2 separate regions of the Homo sapiens genome follow, and region 1 is linked to region 2. Evidence: chromatin contacts called from ENCODE Hi-C data. All regions are on one chromosome and are shown on one strand. Each heading gives the region's core, a stretch centred on a gene start or an enhancer-like site at or near the end of the contact. The rest is flanking DNA. Distances are from core to core; before and after follow the strand shown. Region 1 holds the start of DHFR (dihydrofolate reductase). Region 2 holds the start of WDR41 (WD repeat domain 41).

Region 1 (4,101 bases), core at 565-3,064, 3.2 Mb after region 2:
CTATCTGAACCAAAGAAACATTAACATTACCAGACTATATTGGGATTTTTGAGACTGGCTTTTATCAATTCTTTAGCTACGGGCTCTTGTCATCATCTCTACCAGTGACCTAAGTGTCAAACCCAAATGCCTTGTATCTGTCCCATTAAAGAGATGCAGCATCTGCTCCTTTCTTACTGTTTCCATTTCCTCTGCCATGCCTCCTCTTACAACCATAAATATCCAGGTCTCTTAGGTTTTAAACGGGGCATCTCTCAACCCCCACATTCTTTTCCTTGGTTATTCCCTTCCCTCCAACAGTTCAATTCACCTAGATCCCCACGCCTGAAATTATCCTAGATGTCCTAGAGGCGCCTCATCATTACAATGGTACATTATTCTCCACTCCTTTACATGTCACGCCAGCTTTCAAACTGAAAATCTGAGCGTTCATCCCTGGTGCATCACCTTTAAATTCGAGATCTCCAAAATCCAGGGTCATGTAACCTTAAAAAATTTTTACCCTCTCTTCTCCACTGCCCTTGTTCAGGCCTTATCTCTTCCAGCAGCTGTTCCAAAGGCCTACTCTGTTTTCCTTTCGGAGTGCTCACCTCCACCGAAGCCTCCACCCAGCTGCCAATTCTGCCCCATGCCTGATAATTTGCTCGTGCGTTGACATACATAAAATTTCTAAGACAAAAATTTTTTAATAATGGTAAATGAACCTTGGGAACTGCATACAGATCATACAGATCCATAATAAGAGAAAAGGTCCCAGATTAACACGGAAAACTTTCCATTTAACTAACATTTGCACTGGTAAACTTCATCAAGCAAGACCCTACTTAATCCCACATTACCTTCTACTGAAGAGGTTGTGGTCATTCTCTGGAAATATCTGAATTCATTCCTACAAGTTAGAGAAACAGCGTTACTCGAAACATTATCCCTTGGGCTCGAGCTCTAAGGCACCTGACAAACGGAGCGCTGTGGGTAGGGGTGAGGTGTTTTCTCCAGGGCTGGGACTTTGCCCTGGGCGAGGGCGCCGCAGGGCAAAGACCTCACCGGGCAGCAGAATCCGGGCAGAAATCAGCAACTGGGCCTCCCGCGCAGCAGAAAAGGGGAATCCAGTCGGGCCCACCCTTCCTGCCAGCGCAGACCGCAAGTCTGGCCCCATCCTCTCGCCGGGAGTCGGCCACCCCGACCGTGGGCAGCCTGCGCCCGTTTGGGTCCCATCGCCCCGGCCCGGCAGATACCTGAGCGGTGGCCAGGGCAGGTCCCCGTTCTTGCCGATGCCCATGTTCTGGGACACAGCGACGATGCAGTTTAGCGAACCAACCATGACAGCAGCGGGAGGACCTCCGAGCCCGCTCGTTACAGCAGAACGCGCGGTCAAGTTTGGCGCGAAATTGTGGCCGCCCCGCCCCCCTCGTCCCCATTTGTGCAGGCGAGGCCCCGCCCCCCCGCCCCGGCGCACGCAGGGTCGCGGCGTGCTCGCGCCCGCAGACGCCTGGGAACTGCGGCCGCGGGCTCGCGCTCCTCGCCAGGCCCTGCCGCCGGGCTGCCATCCTTGCCCTGCCATGTCTCGCCGGAAGCCTGCGTCGGGCGGCCTCGCTGCCTCCAGCTCAGCCCCTGCGAGGCAAGCGGTTTTGAGCCGATTCTTCCAGTCTACGGGAAGCCTGAAATCCACCTCCTCCTCCACAGGTGCAGCCGACCAGGTGGACCCTGGCGCTGCAGCGGCTGCAGCGGCCGCAGCGGCCGCAGCGCCCCCAGCGCCCCCAGCTCCCGCCTTCCCGCCCCAGCTGCCGCCGCACATAGTAGGTTCTGTCTGGGACTGGGCAGGGCCATCGGGGCTGGGGGGGCGGGGCTTGTGGGTAAGGCGGGCGGAGGCGGGGACCCTCCGCCCGATGATAGGGCTGGAGGAGGAAGGGGCGGGCTGAAGAAGGGGAAGGTGGGAAGAGCCCAGCCGGGGCTACAAATTGGGTGAAGCGCTGAGGTTTTAGTACTTCCGTTTGAGGAGATAGGCAAAGGTTATGCAGGTTTTTAATGGCAGGCCTGAGACAGGAACTCAGGTCTCCTGACTCCCATTCTGATGAGGGGGCTTGTGGGCAAGGGGTGCGTCTTTTAACCTCCATCCTTTTTTTTTTTCCTTGGTGGTCGAAGAGTTTTACTGATTTTTTAAAAAAGTGCTGGATTGGGTGACTAGAAGAAAGCTGCCCTTAGGTCTCCAGTTTTTAAGACTGCAACAGCATGGCTCAATATTTGAAATCACTACGGTTAAAAGCAGTCATATTGTGCAGTTCCCCAGTGAACTCTTTTTGTAGTTTAGATTATAAAGTCTGAAATACAGTTTGGGTGGATAAAGTTTCTTAGGATGGTATAGATGTGACTAATCATGGAGTCCTTCCTGTTGCCATCCTTCAACGCAATAAGTACGTTTGTTTGTTTTTAAACCAGAGATACTGCCACAGGAAAAGCCCAAGGGTGACCCCTCACTTGGGTCACCTGCACAGTATTTTTCAGATTGAGGCTGTGGAAGGGCATTGAAGACTGGTGTTTAGCCACCTACCGTGTTTTAATGTAGGTGGCAGCTTGGGTGCTTCAAAATCTTGTTCCTTTCGTATATATTTCTCCCTTAAAATGATTACTCCTCTTCTGTTTTTTTTGAGGACGAGCTACGTTTTCATGAATTCACCAAAATTTTGCACCCACCATTTAAAGGGTAGCTGGTGAAGGACTTATGTATGCTTTTGGCAAGTTTTCTGCCAAGAAAAAATTCATAATCTTGTCACATCTTTAGTGATGAACATAAACCTTTTAAACAGGAAACACTTAAATTGCAGTGAACATGTCAAAAATGATACTGTTCTTTTATTACCTATCTTTTCCCCTCTGTGCCTTTGCTACATAACTGTTTATTTCTTAGAGGTATTTTATTTAGCATATGTAAGTAGGGTGATTCAAGTTTTATAATTAGAGAAAGCTGAAGGCTCATTGAATCAAGACCGGTAGCAGCCTTGGTTTCAATTAATTCTAAACACGGCTTGAGTTGCTGAGGCTCCTGACTATCAGACTCTACCTTGTCTTTTATGGTGTTAAAAACAGTTCACCCATAGGGTTTTCCAGAGCTAAAAGTAGAGGATTCTTTGAAGAGTGGATGGCAAGGAACCTTGTCATTCAGTTGTAAGGTTTAAATTGCTTCACATACGTCAGGCCTTCTCAGAGTAGAGATAACACATCATTTTCTAACCTTCCCGATATAGGCTACAGAAATTGACAGAAGAAAGAAGAGACCATTGGAAAATGATGGGCCTGTTAAAAAGAAAGTAAAGAAAGTCCAACAAAAGGAAGGAGGAAGTGATCTGGGAATGTCTGGCAACTCTGGTGAGTTGTGGGGGATTCTTTTTTCTCCTCAGTCATGGCTCTGGTATTCTGGAATTCTCCAGAGGGCAGAAGAGCGTATTAGAATTGTGTCTTTTTTCTTTGTGGAGAAAGGTCCCTTTTGTTCCTGAGCAGAGTGGCCCCCTATAGGTGATGGTGATGTGTATAGGAGGTTAAGGGGATGGTAGAGCTACAATTCTGCAATTTAGCTGTAGTTCTCCCAACTTTCTCCTTTATTCCTTCTAGCTATTTTTGTCCTGGTTATAAAATTAAAACATTCTTGCTACAGAAATTTCAAACAGTACAGAAATGTGGAAGGTAGGCAGTGATAGACCCCATAATCCCTCCCTTTGAGTGAGGCCCACTGCTATTGGTGTTCTGTATATACTTCCAGATTTTAAAAATTTGTACATGTGTATATGTGCATAGTCATAAGCTCAAAAATTAGTTTAAATATATTTTACAGATTATATTATATTCTATACTAATTTGCTACTATCTTTTTCTACTTAATAGAAAATTTTGAACAATTTTCAGTATCAGGACCTGCAGATCTACTCTCCCCGCTTTTTTTTGCTTAGAGCTGCTCTTTGTGTATGTAAAAGGCATTGAATAAAAACAGCATGCCTAGGCTGGGCGCAGGGGCTCACACCTGTAATCTCAGCACTTTGGGAGGCCAAGGCAGGTGGATCACCTGAGGTCAGGAGTTTAAGACCAGCCTGGCCAACATGGTGAAATCCC
Region 2 (4,123 bases), core at 1,334-3,833:
CTTTTATCAACTAAATAACTGCCAGTTCCACATAAAACACTTCTCCTACCACAAATTCGAATCATGAATTTTAGTATTTTCAAATCACAATAAATTTACAAAAAGGGTGAATTTTATTTTATGTAAATTGTATCCTATTAAACCTCACTTTAAAAAAAGTAATGGGCCAATCCAACTCAACATTTTAGAATGCATGTTTCTCAGTTAAAATGTGGCAGAAACAAAACTGCAAATCAAAGACATAAAATAGTGAAACAGTGCCTCATCCATTACAAGCACTCAATACATGCTTGCTAAATGAATAAATGAAGGCATGAAATCAACTCTGGATTTCTCAAACTTGATGCTGACATTTTGGGCTAGAGAATTTTTTTTTTTCGCACCACACGCCCAACTAATTTTTGTATTTTTAGTAGAGACAGGTTTTCACCACGTTGGCGAGACTGGTCTTGAATTCCTGACCTCAAGTGATTCGCCCGCCTCGGCCTCCCAAAGTGCTGGGATTACAGGAGTAAGCCACCGCGCCCAGCCCAGATAATTCTTTGTTGTTGAGAACTGTCCTGTGCATTACAGGACATTGAGCAGCATCCCTGGTCTATACACATTAGATGCCAATAGAACTGCCCCTCTGCAAGGCATGACAATCAAAAATGTCTCCAGACATTGCCAAATGTCTCCTGCGGGGCAAAAATCACCCCAGTTGAGAACCACTGCTTAAACGAGAAGCCTGGATACAAAGTTATTGCATAAATTAGGGACAATCATAGGTTCCGATAATGTACAAATTCACAGCAGTTATACAACTCAATTAGATTTATATGAAGAAATATATAAATTTAAAACATGCATAAATGTTTTCCAAAAAAAAAACCACCACCACAAAGCATTGATTTTGTATTTATTCTGTCTTCCTTCTAGAAGAGATTGTGGTGAGAAATTTGAAAACTATATAAACTGCTTCTCCTCCAATGAAAACTTGCCAGGAATGGGAGACCTGGTTAAGCAAATAACATGATTAACCAAAGAACCAGGTTAAAACAGAATTATCCAAAATGTCGTATATACCATATATGGCTATTCAATAATCCACAATCTCAAGGATTTAGGATTAATCTGAAATAAGAAATTTTTAAAAACAGACAATACCGTCAACTGCAAAGACATGCGGAAGTTAAAATTGAGAAGACTGCCTACTCTCAACAATCCAATTTCTTACTTTTAACAATCTAAACAAATACTTCTTATGAGAAATAAAATGCAATTCACAAATTCTGTTCTTGTCAGGCCTCTGAGCCCAAGCTAAGCCATCGCATCCCCGGTGACTTGCACATATACGCCCAGATGGCCTGAAATAACTGAAGAATCACAAAAGAAGTGAAAATGCCCTGCCCCGCCTTAACTGATGACATTCCACCACAAAAGTGAAAATGGCCGGTCCTCGCCTTAAGTGATGACATTACCTTGTAAAAGTCCTTTTCCTGGCTCATCCTGGCTCAAAAAGCTCCCCTGAGCACCTTGCCCCACTCCTGCCCGCCAGAGAACAACTCCCCTTTGACTGTAATTTTCCTTTACCTACCCAAATCCTATAAAACGGCCCCACCCCTATCTCCCTTCGCTGACTCTCTTTTCGGACTCAGCCCGCCTGCACCCAGGTGATTAAAAGCTTTTATTGCTCACACAAAGCCTGTTTGGTGGTCTCTTCACACGGACGCGCATGAAAGTTCTTGTGTGGCATACGAAATAAATTTGGGACCTCAAAATTTCCAAGACTGCAAAAATTATTTTATTCACATTTCAAATGTAAATTTCATTACACACGGTCTATTCAATTATTCGGGCCCATGAAGAAAGTGTGACTATGAAACCAAAAACAGCAGTTAATTAGAAAATCATGTTCTTGACCTTGAAGCAGATTACTTTTTAAAAATAATTATATCCTTTTTCGGTTGTTGGATAAGTAAATTAATTTTATATTCCCTGACCAAGTATCAGTAGACGCCAGGAAGAGACACCAATTCAAATAAACCAAAAGTGGAAAGCTGCGGTCACAACTCGTTCGTTTCTAGCTAAATCGTATACTTTTTAAGTGGAAATGAAGATAGTTTCGGTAGCCAGAAGCCCTAAGTTGTCACAGGTCCCAATAGGACTGCTGACCAGCTGAGCGTCCCTGAGCCAGGATCTCACGATTCAGCTAGCCGTGGGACGGGGCCGGGGGTCTGCAGCTCCAGGGTGCGCCTGGGGTCCCGCCGGGTCTGAGGAGCTCCGGCTCCCGCGCCCTCCGCCCCCACCGTCGTGAGAACAGCGCGTGGCACGAGCTCAGCAGCCAGCCCCGCCTCCGCCCGGGTCCCCGCGGTCGGAACCCAGGAAGGCCGAACCGGAACGAAGCCGCCCCTCCAGCAAGCTCGACGGACGCAGAGCAGACCCACCCGGGGTTTACCTCGGCCAGTCCCTGCGGTTCTCGGCCTCCCCCGATCAGCCATCGCAACATCCGGGCAGCGGCGGCGTCTTGCCCGGTCCAGCCCCAGTCAGCCCAAACTCCGCCCCAGGCTCGGCCTCCTCCTTCCTCCCCGGCTGCAGCGCAACTGAGACGCTAATACTTCCCGCCCCAGATCAGCCCACGGGCCGAAGGAATGCAGACCACAGTTGAGGGAGAATTTTTGTCCCCAAAGCGCTCCCGTACCCAGCCACGGAGGCTTAGTTTGGGCAGTCGCTTGGGGTGCGGCGGCCGACGGCGGGGGCGGCTGCGGCGATTGCGGGGCGCGCGCTGCTCCGAGTGAGCACGCGCGGGAGCGCCGCCGGGTAGCGCACGGAGCTTAGGTAGCTCGAGCGGCCCCTGGTGGACGCGCGCGGAGCAGCAACCCGACCCCGGCGAGCAAGCGCGCACGAAGAATAATGCCCCTCCCTGTGACATGGCTTTAGTATCCTCCACTTCCTAGGGTACCAGGAAATCTCCCCTGCTTTCCCAAGAGCTTGCTGAAGAAGGTGTACCGCAGTAGACTTCTGCATCCAGACAAATCCAGTGGCTCATGTGTACAGCCGAATAAATCCGGCCAACATTTACTGTGTGCTATAGTACAGCTACTGTGCTAAGGCTTTACATAAATCCTCATGGTAAACCTATATCCTCTATTTTACACATCAAGAAACTAAAGCTCTGAATGATTAGGTAATTTGTCTAAAGATAACAGCTAGGAAGTGGCTACATTGGTAGTGTTCTTGACCGTATGCTATATTAACATAGAATCTCCCTAAAGAATAGAAGGCAGTTCATATACCTTTTTTTGACTACTACATTTTCTTAGGTAGTCAAAGGGCTGTGGTTATCTATGCTGACTGCATATCAGAATTACCTGGGTAGCTTTTGAAAATGTAGATTCCTGGCTTCCACCTCAGACTCATTAAAATAATCTTTGTGGTTGGGACGTAGGAATCGGGGTTTTGGGAAGGCTCCTCAGGTGATTCTGATGAGTAGCAAGGTCTGAAAATCACTGGTCTAGGAACTACTTATACATATCATGTTTGCAAAAGTATAAATATATATATTTGCATATGTATTAGGTTCAAATAATCCTCCTAGCAGTAAATTGTTGTAGGGAATCTACAAATGTCCCAACTAATGCATTAATTCAGCAAACATGTATTGGACACAGATGCACTAGAGAAGCAGAAAGGAATCACATAAAATGCTGCTCTGGAGGGACAAGGCATAATGTCCCAGTCACCAATAAGAGAGAGCCATACATCCCACTTTAAGCTAAGTTGGTTGTGAGCAGCTACACAAACTTACAGTCCCTCTGGAACTCGGATCTCCTATAATTCATCTTTGTATTCCTTTTGAGTGCACTCGGCAAGAACACACTCCCAAGGATCAGGAGCATGTTGCCTTCTGTGTGCTAGCCCCAAATTGCAGTCTGCATACAGTTGAAGACAGACCAAAACAGAGACTATCCCCTGGGAAAGAGGGACTTATCTTTAAGTAAAACAAAACTCAGAGACATCAGGAGTTCAGTTCTGGAAGGAATATCTTCACGTGAGACAATGTGGTTGCCCAAATAGCCTACATTTTATTCTTCTGATTATCCACATTCTTTAGGGTTTGCCCCATGCTCTTTAGGGTTTGCCC

What was found. A loop is a pair of places that touch in the nucleus more often than their neighbours do. Pooled maps may share reads with other maps.
Region 1: a loop to region 2 is called in a map of B cell, with 22 times the contacts of the local background. The contact joins the promoter of DHFR here to the promoter of WDR41 in region 2. A Hi-C loop is called at or near these places in 2 of 168 maps with a recorded cell type or tissue (B cell and naive thymus-derived CD4-positive, alpha-beta T cell) and 7 of 50 pooled maps.

Annotation. Positions count from the first base shown.
Region 1 is chr5:80,653,169-80,657,269 of GRCh38, forward strand. DHFR (dihydrofolate reductase) reads right to left here and starts at 1,815. Exons shown (of 6, transcript NM_000791.4): 1 at 1,236-1,815; 2 at 840-889. The coding sequence starts at 1,321. It overlaps MSH3 (mutS homolog 3), which reads left to right and starts at 1,484. Exons shown (of 24, transcript NM_002439.5): 1 at 1,484-1,796; 2 at 3,243-3,363. The coding sequence starts at 1,560. RefSeq lists a silencer at 1,310-1,919 and an enhancer at 1,337-2,105.
Region 2 is chr5:77,489,733-77,493,855 of GRCh38, forward strand. WDR41 (WD repeat domain 41) reads right to left here and starts at 2,584. Exons shown (of 13, transcript NM_018268.4): 1 at 2,438-2,584. The coding sequence starts at 2,488. RefSeq lists an enhancer at 2,046-2,969 and silencers at 2,090-2,309, 2,750-2,889.